Regions from separate parts of the Homo sapiens genome. Here region 1 is linked to region 2. Evidence: chromatin loops called from intact Hi-C (ENCODE). Cell type or tissue: dorsolateral prefrontal cortex. All regions are shown on one strand. Links, peaks and the distances in the headings refer to the core of each region. The heading gives the core; the rest is flanking DNA. Region 1 overlaps LOC105370706. Region 2 overlaps SIPA1L1-AS1 (SIPA1L1 antisense RNA 1).

Evidence for each region. Hi-C counts contacts between places; a loop is a spot of excess contacts. Peaks named below come from ENCODE experiments on the same cell type or tissue, not always from the same donor. Only the 100,000 strongest peaks of a DNase experiment are listed, where the experiment ranks them.
Region 1: it touches region 2 in a loop (2.5-fold over the local background); 3 of 110 quality-filtered maps call a loop at or near these places.

What each region holds. Positions count from the first base shown.
Region 1 is chr14:71,215,871-71,218,782 of GRCh38, reverse strand. It overlaps LOC105370706, which reads left to right. Exons shown (of 2, transcript XM_011537452.3): 2 at 1,909-2,466. The coding sequence ends at 2,466. Among named protein-coding and RNA genes, the nearest start is that of SIPA1L1, 100 kb to the left of the region's middle. In dorsolateral prefrontal cortex, for the core only: no CTCF peak of the experiment used is centred there; no DNase peak of the experiment used is centred there; H3K27ac peaks cover 564 bases.
Region 2 is chr14:71,310,111-71,313,022 of GRCh38, reverse strand. All of the region lies in intron 1 of SIPA1L1-AS1 (SIPA1L1 antisense RNA 1), which reads left to right. Among named protein-coding and RNA genes, the nearest start is that of SIPA1L1, 8.9 kb to the left of the region's middle. In dorsolateral prefrontal cortex, for the core only: no CTCF peak of the experiment used is centred there; DNase peaks (open chromatin) are centred at 1,762 and 2,401; H3K27ac peaks cover 667 bases.

The sequences.
Region 1 (2,912 bases), core at 286-2,785, 94 kb after region 2:
TGTGAGCCACCGCACCCGGCCTGTAGGTTTCTTTAGAGCTGTGATTCAATGACATGTAGCATCAAGTTTATATGAGTGTCACATTTCCTTTGAATAGTGTTAAAAATGACTCTAAACTTTTGAATCATCAAAGGTCAGAAGAGGACACTTAACTTTTTCCATTATACTCAGCTGCTCTTCTTAGGGGACATTTTGTGCTCTTGTGAAGTGAGCAATTGAGGTGCCAAAGGCCAGTGTGGTATGCCCTGTTTCTGACCTCTTAACCTGTGGGTGTCTTGAGGAAGAAAGTGGCTTAAAAAAAAATCTTTGTTTCCTCTGTGCCTGGAAGGGCCAGGAGGGGGTGGAGGGCAGACAATGCCAGGTGGCACTCACTCTCAGGGTTGTGCAAGTGAGTTTCTCCTTAAACTTTGTCTGCTCAATGCCTCATTGGCCCCAGCCTAGTCCTGGCTCTGGGGTCAAGCACAGTGCAGAGATGACAATAAGAGCTCCTTGGCCAGGCACAGTGGCTCACGCCTGTAATCCCAGCACTTTGGGAGGCCTTGGCAGGTGGATCACTTGGGGTCAGGAGTTAAGCTCAGCCTGGCCAACATGGTGAAACCCTGTCAAAAGAAAGAAAGGAAGGAAGGAAGGAAAGAAAAGAAAAGAAAAGGAACTCCTTTGTTGAATGAATAAGGGGATAAGCAAATGAAGTGTATAGGGAAGGACACACACATTGGAAAACTCTAGATACTGAGTGTTTTCACAGCCTTTGTCCAGCCTGTGTTACAAAAGGGTCATGTTGAGGTAGATTAACTGGGCCTCCAGTATCATCTTAGCTCAGGCTGCTGTAACAGGGTAACATACGGTGGTTCAGACAACAGGCATTTCTCTCTGGTGGTTCTGGAGGCTGGGAAGTCCAAGATCAAGATGCTGGCAGATTCAACTCCTGGGGAAGGCTCTCTTCCTGCTTTACAGATGATTGCCTTCTCACTGTGTTCCTCACATGGCAGAGAGAAAGAGAGAGAAAGAGTATGTGGTCTCTGTTCCTTTTCTTATAAGACACTAATCCCATCATGGGGGCCCATCCTCATGACCTCATCTAAACCGAATTACTTCCCAAAGGGCCCACCTCCAAATACCATCACATTGGGAGTTAGGACTTCAACAAATGAATTGGGGTGAGGCAAGGCACAAACATTCAGTCCATAATGTAGTGCATTAAAATTACACATTTTGGGTCCCTGCTTTGGCACAAAAGTTTGATCGCTGTAATAGAATTCTAAAGTGACCCCCAAGATTCCCTCACCCAGTGTGCACAACCTGTGTAATCCCCATCCCTTGAGTGGGTGGGCCTGGCCTAATCAAGTGAACTCTTTAAAAGAGGGTGTAGAGGTTAGAGATCAAAGAAGTCAGAGAGATTGGAAGCATGAGAGGGATTTTTCTTGAAGGAACCAATAGCTACATTATAAGAGGGCTACAGGATGAGAAAATAGGAGAGGCCTCCAGGAGCTCAGAGCAGTCCCCAGTAACAGCCAGCAGGAGGTGGGCAACTCAGTCCTACAACCACAAGCAACTAAATTTTTGATGCCAATCTTATGAGACCCTACGCAGAGAACGCAGCCACACCACACCTGCACTTCTGCCTCACTTTCTTGCTGGCTGTTACTGGGGACTGCTCTGAGCTCCTAGGTGATCACAAATTTGTGTTTCATTAAGCCGCTAGGTTTATAGTAATTTGTTACATAGCGTAGAAAGCTTATCTCCTTTCTACAATAGATCAGTCCACCTCTCCTGGGTCCCGTCTTATTAAAAATAGCTCTCATGTGGTTGTTGATTACATTTTTCCCTCGCATTAATATATAACCTGTTCCTTTTAATCTATAACCTTCTTCTTTTTTCCCCTACTGTTTCCTTTGGGAATTTACATAGCAATTTAGAATCTACTACACACATTGCTATTTGAACACTCACAGAAAACTATTATCTTCCCCCCGCCCTCTACAAAGCATCTCCAGGGCTCATATTATTGTGAGGCCTCTATTTTCATCCTTGCAACCAATGTTCAGAGCTTACAGAGCTTATCATGTTTATTATATAACAATAAGACACAAGCCAAAACAACTTGCTGCTGGGCTTTTAAACATAGCAACAGCAGAAATCTTTTCTGGGCTTGAGGAAGAGCCACTTCAAATGTCTACTAATTTCAGCAATTTTCTGGTCTATGGAATGAAAAGTCTAAAACTCACAGCCCTCTGCTCCACCATCGGACTTCATGACGCAAGGGGGCGGGTGGGGAAGAAAGTGGCGCGCTCCCTGGTTGTTGGGATTCACAGGCTGCCTCTCAAAGGAGTATTGCCTGGGTGGCGAATGCTCTTGGAGGAGAAAAGAGAAAGGCATGAAACGGGGACCCTTCAAAGTTGCCACCATGGTAATGTCACTCAGTGGCACAGGGCTTGTTCCTCCCTTTTGTTCTCTTTTCTTTTTTTTTTTTTGAGACGGAATCTCGGAGTCTCGTTCTGTCACCCAGGCTGGAGTGCAGTGGCGCTATCTCAGCTCACTGCAAGCTCTGCCTCCTGGGTTCACACCATTCTCCTCCCTCAGCCTCCCGAGTGGCTGGGACTACAGGTGCCTGCCACCACGCCTGGCTAATTTTTTGTATTTTTATTAGAGACGGGGTTTCACCATGTTAGGATAGTCTCGATCTCCGGACCTCATGATCCACCTGCCTCGGCCTCCCAAAGTGCTGGCATTACAGGTGGGAGCTACCGCGCCCGGCCCCTTTTGTTCTCTTTTCTAATGGGAGGACCATCAGCAGTTGTATTCAAATGAAGAGCTCATTTAGTTATAAGCACTGAAAACCTAATCCGGTTTAAGCACAGCAGGTTTCTTGGCTGACATAGTGGATTGAGCCAAGGCTGTGCTGTTCCCTTGAC
Region 2 (2,912 bases), core at 238-2,737:
ATGTGTGTCTTGTTTGCTCTTAAATCCCTATAATTTAATACAGTTCCTGACAAAAATAGGCACTCCATAAATGTGCAATGAAAGAATGAAGTTTAACAGCAAAGCAGAATCAGGGCTCCCATTCTGATGGAGTGGAAAATCCCTTACCTGGCTTTCTGGCTCAGAAAGCACCTTGATATTAGGAAGCCTTTGTGAGCCTTCTGAGCCGTGAAGTTATAGGGGTATAGGGTAGAGGCAATCCAGGTCTTATGCACCAATGTCAGCTAGAGAGAATGAGGACAAGTCACAAGGGCCTTGTGTGATATATTCAGGACTTGGGCTTTATTCTGTAGGCAATAGGGAGCCATTGAAGGATTTTCAGCAAGGGTGGAAACATTCAAATTTGCGTTTATGATGCACAGAATATTAGAAGCATGAGATTTAGAAATCCATGGGTTGGAGAAGAGATTAGAACTGCAAACATAAATTTGGCAAGCAGTAGCTTATAATTGCTAATGTGATGCATTTAGATAATTTTTTTTTTTTTTTTGAGAAGGAGTTTCACTCTTGTTGCCCAGGCTGGATTGCAGTAGTACAAACTCAGCTCACTGCAACCTCCGCCTCCTGGATTCAAGTGATTCTTCTGCGTCAGCCTCCAAAGTAGCTTGGATTACAGACGCCTGTCACCATGCCTGGCTAATTTTTTTGTTTGTTTGTTTGTTTGTTTGTTTTTGCATTTTTAGTAGAGATGGGGTTTCTCCATGTTGGTCAGGCTGGTCTCGAACTCCTGACCTCAAGTGATCTGCCCGCCTCAGCCTCCCAAAGTGCTAGGATTACAGGCGTGAGCCACCGCGCCTGCCTAGATAACATTTTAATTAAAATGCACCCTCACAAACTTTCTTTCCTTGTCATAGGCATTTTCTTCTGAAACATTTTCCATTGAGCTACTCATGCCTTTCCTGGGTTTTCAGGCAATTTTCTTATAAACATGGATAAAATAAAATGAAATAAAAATCCCAAAAAGGATGAAAAGTTCTGGCCCACCAATACTTTTGACCTTTTCCTCTATACTATAGACATCAACACAAGCTATTACAGTTATAATATTTATATATATATATATATTTTTTTTTTTTTTTGAGACAGAGTTTGCTCTATCACCCAGGCTGGAGTGCAGTGGCTCAATCTCAGCTCCCGGGTTCAAGCAATTCTCCTTCCTCAGCCTCCCAAGTAACTGGGATTACAGGTGCATACCACCATGCCTGGCTAATTTTTGTATTTTTAATAGAGACAGGTCTCACCATGTTTGCCAGGCTGGTCTCGAACTCCTGACCTCAGGTGATCCACTCACCTCGGCCTCCCAAAGTGCTGGGATTACAGGCATGAGCCACTGCAACCACCTCAGTTACATATATATATATATTTTTTAATTGTATCTGAACCATTTCAAGATTTTTTATTCATCCTACTATTAATATTTCCTTTTAGGGAGCCCTTTGAACCATTTAAAATAACTTCAATATTCTCTTAGGAGCCGGAAGTTCCCTTCCAAACAGCCCTTTCCCCTTTATTCCTTTCATCAGATTTCACAGTAGAGAAGGTGTCAAGGAAGGAAGGTGAATTTTAAAAGTCCTCTCTCTACTCTCTTGTCTTTTTAAAATCCCTAGAAATGAAAAGAGGCTTGCTCATGACTTGGAAGCGGTGGGCTGAGGCCTCCCAAGACCATCTGGCTTGTTCCATTGCCAGCCAGAGTGGAGGCGACATTCACACGAACCCAGGAGCTGCAGGGGCGCGTGAGCTACAGCTGCCTTGTGGCATCCAAGGAGTGCGCAGTGAGATTCCGCAGGAGAAATCACGCTTTGCATGTTCTTGAGTACAAGAAACATGTGTAATGAGGGTTTTTGTTTGCGGGCATGCCAAGGAGAACGACTGGAATATTAAAGTCATCACAGCCTTTATTTAAGGGAGAAGAGGACAAGCATGAATATGCTGATAGTTCAGAGATATTTAGGACCTTCAGCAGCTCAGCACTCATCCTAGATTTATACAAATACCTTTCCAGAGATGAAGTTTTTAAAAGCCTTTTAAAGGAATTTTATTTGTTCTTTTCACGTGGGGAAAAGTGATGAGTATATCTATGCAAGTATGAGAAATGGCCAAGGCCACTCCATGTAATTTTTTACTTATCCTATAGCTACACAAAGAAAATAGCACCAAGTGTTGTAGAGGAAAATCTACTAGACTTCAAGCCCGGCTTGAATTCAATTCTGTGCTCTAATTCAGACTCTATCTTTACTTAGCTGAGTCATATAAATTATTTAATTTTCTAGACTTCTCACTTCTCTTTCTTTCTTTTTTTTTTAGACTAGTCTCACTCTGTTGCCCAGGCTGGAGTGCAGTGGCGCGATCTCAGCTTACTTCAGCCTCCGCCTCCCGGTTTCAAGTGAATTCTCCAGCCTCAACTTCACAAGTAGCTGGGATTACAGGTGCGCACCACCCACCTGGCTAATTGGACTTCTCTTTCTTTAAATACAAAAGGAGAAGGCTAAGAGGCCATCCCTCCAGACTAAAAGTTTGTGTGTTGATGTGTTATCCTCTTTCAAGAGTCATTTTGCTTCTGGTCAGGAATCTTTGAGGGGTCTGTTTGCTCTTGGTCAAGAATCTGAGGTCTAGACTTTTGCTCAGAGTTGCTGAACCTCTCTCCCTTCCCGTTTGTTTTACTCTTCTTAGGATGATCTCTACCTTCTTCTCCCCTCTTCTGTCCCTAACACACCCCGTTCTACAACCCCATCTGAAATATCAAGGGTGACCATAACTCACTCGTAGGATGGAGAGGGATAAAGACTTCTGAGCAATTTTCACAGACACCTCCTGTTATCTGGTACTGGCTGTGACTGGCGCTGCTAGAGTGGATCTTGATCATTGCTTCTGGC